2 separate regions of the Homo sapiens genome follow, and region 1 is linked to region 2. The links are chromatin loops, found by intact Hi-C in ENCODE. Cell type or tissue: IMR-90. All regions are shown on one strand.

Evidence for each region. A loop is a pair of places that touch in the nucleus more often than their neighbours do. Peaks named below come from ENCODE experiments on the same cell type or tissue, not always from the same donor. Only the 100,000 strongest peaks of a DNase experiment are listed, where the experiment ranks them.
Region 1: a loop joins it to region 2, with 7 times the contacts of the local background. A loop is called at or near these places in 19 of 110 quality-filtered maps.

Annotation. Positions count from the first base shown.
Region 1 is chr4:87,235,009-87,237,508 of GRCh38, reverse strand. It overlaps a transcript of KLHL8 not described here. Among named protein-coding and RNA genes, the nearest start is that of KLHL8, 16 kb to the right of the region's middle. RefSeq lists a silencer at 1,497-1,596 and enhancers at 1,418-1,712, 1,687-1,796. In IMR-90, a CTCF peak has its summit at 1,528 (motif pointing right); DNase peaks (open chromatin) are centred at 1,528 and 2,298; H3K4me3 peaks cover 456 bases; H3K27ac peaks cover 165 bases.
Region 2 is chr4:87,005,111-87,007,610 of GRCh38, reverse strand. All of the region lies in intron 2 of AFF1 (ALF transcription elongation factor 1), which reads right to left. Among named protein-coding and RNA genes, the nearest start is that of AFF1, 71 kb to the right of the region's middle. RefSeq lists enhancers at 476-555, 1,026-1,175, 1,546-1,595 and a silencer at 686-795. In IMR-90, CTCF peaks have their summits at 523 and 955; DNase peaks (open chromatin) are centred at 430, 840 and 990; H3K4me3 peaks cover 1,801 bases; H3K27ac peaks cover 2,050 bases.

The sequences.
Region 1 (2,500 bases), 230 kb before region 2:
TGTTTGTTAAGACTTCCAGTGAAATAAACTAGAACTAGGCTAATTTTCTGTTATTTATTATGTTGAAAAAACACATTTTGTTTTGTTTTGTTTTTAGTTTCTACTGATAACAGTTAAACAATTTTAAGGAAAAAAATATGCATTGTATTGGCAAGTATCTCATTATTTATTTAAGACCCAGCTCAAATACAGCTTTTCTTTGAAGACTTCTCTGATTATCTAGAAAAGTATGTGTCCTTATAATCTTCCAATACATTCTTCTTTCCGTGTTTTATTGCTGTTATTTGCATTATTATAGTGTCTTCCCCAGCAGACAGTTGGATTGGGAGTTCTGGGAGGATGAGAACCATATTCTCAGGCCTGACACAGTGACTGGGACTCAATACGGTGTTCATCTGGGAACATGGCTGCTGGCCAGTTCTGGGATTTTTAGCTATGGGAAGGACATGTGGCACTTAGGAATTTTGTTTCACATCTGTTGTGAAACTTCCCGCTGTCAAAGTGTTTGAGATTGTTATTGTCATCTTCATTTTAGACACAATACAGACTAGGTGCCGTGGCTCGCGCCTGTAATCTCAGCACTTTGGGAGACCGAAGCGAGTGGCTCACCTGAGGTCAGGAGTTCGAGACCAGCCTGACCAACATAGAGAAACCCCGTCTCTACTAAAAATACAAAATTAGCCGGGCTTGGTGGTGCACGCCTGTAATCCCAGCTACTTGGGAGGCTGAGGCAGGAGAAACGCTTGAACCCGGGAGGTAGAGTTTGCAGTGAGCTGAGATTGTGTCACTGCACTCCAGCCTGGGTGACAGAGTGAGACTCCATCTAAAAAAAAAAAAAAAAAAAAGACACAGTACAGATAAATTAAATGACTTTTCAAAAGGTACGCAATGAATAAAAGTCTGGGCTGTAATGAAATTTTCAGTCCTTAGTGTTCTAAAGTGATGTTATGCCCTTCCTTGAGGTTGCCTCCCTTAAGGTGTCTATTAAGAAATCAAATTCATAGGCCGGCACAGTGGCTCACGCCTGCAATCTCAGCACTTTGGAAGGCCGAGGCGGGCAGATCATAAGGTCAGGAGTTCAAGACCAGTGTGGCCAACATAGTGAAATCCCGTCTCTACCAAAAATACAAAAATTTGCCGGGCATGGTGGTGCGCCCCTGTAGTCCCAGCTACTCAGGAGGCTGAGGCAGGAGAATCACTTGAACCTGGGAGGCGGAGGTTGCGGTGAGCCGAGATCGCCCCACTGCACTCCAGCCTGGGCTACAGAGCGAGACTCCGTCTCAAAAAAAAAAAAAAAAGGAAAAGGAAAAAGAAATCAAATTCATACTTTTTCCTGGTATAAGGCAGATATTTTAAGGTAGAAGGAAAAGTGACAAATCTTACATAAAACTCTAGAAGAAAGGCTACTGTTGTTTGAACCTCGTGTCAAGGCTTACTTTAAGAAAGAGCCATTTCATTCGCTTTTTTTGGTTTCTATTTCTACCAACTTGGAGGCAGAGCGCTTCGTCACTACTGCTGTTTTACCAATATATTCCAGCAGAGGGCGCTCCAAGCATTTTACAACGTTTCCAATGGCGCCTTCGATTCCCCCTTCCCCCGCACCCTCCTCCCCACCGACCCGCCCCGCGGCCCGCAACCTCTCCGCTCTCATCCCAAAGACTTGTGTTTTGGCCTAATCCTTCTGGTGCCAAGTCATTGAAAGGTCCTGTTTACCCCTCGGGTTGTATTAGGAGCTGATAGGGTTTGAGAGATATTCTGCATTTTATCACACCTCTCCATATTCAATTCAGCAGGTCATATTTAAATATGAAATATAGAGGATAATTTTCAATGCTTGATTAGCTATAGAGATCATGCTAGGTGACGATTAAATGATAACAATTATGCTTTTTCTCCACCCTGCCCCCCAAAGTGTAGTTTATTCAATTCATCTCAAATGATGACAAAGGGATATTTTTATACTTTCTTCATTTGGCACCTCAAATACAGCCATGTGTTACTTAACAAGATTCTGAGAAATGCATCACTTTGTCTTGTGAACATCAGGGAATGTGCTTATACAAGCCTAGATGGTATAGCCTACTACACACCTAGGCTATATGGTCTAGCCTACTGCTCCTAGGCTACAAACCCACATGGCATGTTACTGGACTGAATACTGTAGGCAACTAGAATACGGTGGTATTTGTGTACCTAAACGTAGGAAAGGTACACTAAAAATACGGTATAAAAGATAAAAAATGATACTTGTATAGGGCACTTACCCTCAATGGAGCATGCAGGACTGGAAGTTGCTCTGGGTGAGTCAGGGAGTGAGTGGTGAGTGAATGTGAAGGCCTAGGACATTACTGTACACTATGTAGACTTTACAAACACTGTACAGTCAGGCTACACTATAAATAAAATATATTTATTTATTCAAATATTTATTCTTTCTCTGGTAATAAACCAACCCTAGCTTACTGTAATTATTTTACTTTATAAACTTTATAAACTTTAG
Region 2 (2,500 bases):
GTCCAGCATGTTCTCCAAACTGCTTTTTATCTGACATTTAGTCAAGCCACAGCCTCGGGAATGATGAGAAGGCAATGACAAAGCTGCTTCCTGTCCGTCTCCTTCCCCGCACCCTGCCCTCCCCCGCAACCTTCAGCTCCCCTCGCCACGAACGCGTTTGAAAAGTTTCTCCGGTGCACGGCTTACCTTGACTGGGCTGCCATAATTCAGCTTATAGAGCCAGGGGTCTTCCGTCCATGAGCGCCTTCACCCCGCGGGCCCTGCTGCCAGCGCCGCGCTCACCATTTGGCGGAGCCGGGCGGGGACGCGTCCCGGCGCGGCGCCCCGATGTTACGGGACTACCTGCTCTCGAGCCCCGGGCGTCCTCGGCGCAGCCCCGGGCTCGGCCCGTATTGGCTCGCGCTAATCCTGATGGACATCCGGGCACTGGGGCCTCTGCGGCGATCTGCACTTCAGACGAGCCCGGGGAGCGCCGCGTCCGAATCCGGGGCAAGCGAGCGCCCCCGGCGCAGTTTCTGAGAAGGGAAAGCCAGCGGGCCCCCACGCTCGAAGACCGCCGGCGCCCAACGCCTGCCCAGCAACAGCACAACGCGGGCCACAGTTAGAAAGGAAAAGAAATTGCCTCTGGGCTCACTTGAAGTTGTCCGAGTCCGCCGGGATACCCCCTGTCAAGAAAGTTGCGGTGGTACGGCCCGCCTACTTAAATGGGCAGGGCGCTCGGCGGCCCTAGCCAAAGGCAGGCGGCAAGCGGCAGGCAGGGTCGGGTAGGGGGCAGAGCCTGGGCGCCGACAAGCCCTGCTGGTCCCCGGCCGAGCCCCGCCTGCGGGCTCCTCGAGAGTGCTCTCTTGCCAGGTTCTAACTACGTACAGACACCCACCGCTGGAATACACAGTACCCAGCCGCTCAGAACTCCAGCTCCAATTTGAATATTTGTTGAATATGGGGCCCCCAGAGGCGGCAGTGAGCAGGAACAAGACCGCGGCAGTAAACCACGTTCGCTACTTTTGATCCTTCCAGTGCTTGAGCTCAAGAAACGGGCATACTTGGTGTTACTCCGCTTTCAGTTTTGATTTCCTTACATAGAGACAAATATTTACAAAACAGCCCGCCTTTTTTGGACTACACGTAGATTACAGGAAAAATAGTACCTCATTTTGGTCTTAAGCAATGAAGGGATTGACAAGAAGCAAACAAAAAACTTGAGCATGCAATATAGTAAGTCCTATACGAAGCACAAACGAAATCACTTCCTACTCAGAGGACCATGGAAAGCGTTTAAGCCGTGCCTCAAAAGCAGGAAAATACTTGGATGAGCAAGGATGGAGGGAGGTTGTGCTTCAGCATCTCATAGGGACCAGCACACCGGAGGAGCTGAAGACTCTTAGATGAATACTGAATAACTGCCTGCACTGTGGACTCTCCGTTCTTCTACCTAGAATCATGACAACATTGCCCGTCTCATAAAGAGATAGTCCAGATTGTATTACTAAATCGTCGTGAAATACAAACATGTTAATGCCTGGCACTAAAACGACAATGCTGGGAGGGAGGCCCAAGGCACCTCTATCAAGGGTTCTCAAAGTGTGTTTACTAGATTCCTGGGAGTCCCCAAGACCCTCTCAGAGGTCAGAACTATTTTTAGAATAACACAAAGACATTGTCTTTTCACTGTGCTGACATTTGCACTGATGGTGCAAAAGCAATTATGGGGAAACTGCTGGCGCCTTCGCACTAACCAAAGCAGTGACAGCAAATGAAACTAGTAGTCACTGCATTCTTCACTACCACACGTTATTTTTTTTTAAGCGTTTCCTTTATGATTGTCGTTAATGAAGCAAGCAGTCAGAATTATTACGTTCATTAAATCTTGACCCTTGAGCATGGGTCTTTTTGATGTTCTTTGTGATAAAATGGGAAGTACCCAGGAAGCAGTCCACTGCACACTTAAGTACAATGGCTGTCTAGAAGAAAAGCACTTGTGTAATTGAGTTGCAAGCTGAGCTAGCTTTTTTTTCATGGACTACCATTTTTACTTGAAAGAACAATTCACAAACTGTAGTTATTCTGACTTGGGTATCTGGCAGACATTAAAAATGAACAAAGTTGAGCCTGTTTCTTTGAGGAAAACAATTGACAGTACTTATTGCCAATGATGAAATTTGAGCTTTCAAGCATTTTGGAAGACTTTTTGCATCTGCCACATAATCTTGCCAGCTTCGCCAATACTTAAAGACTTTCCTGATGAGATCAGAGTGACAGTGATGAAAGTTATATGAGAAGATCTGCCTTAGTTTTGAAATGACCAATGGTATAACAGAATCATACATGGGTAGGCCAGGTGCAGTGGCTCACGCCTGTAATCCCAGCACTTTGGGAGGCTAAGGCAGGCAGATCGCTTAAGCTCAGGAGTTTGATACCAGAGCCTGGACAACATGGTGAGACCCCATTTCTACCAAAAACACAAAAAATTAGCTGAGCATAGTGGCACGCATCTCTGATC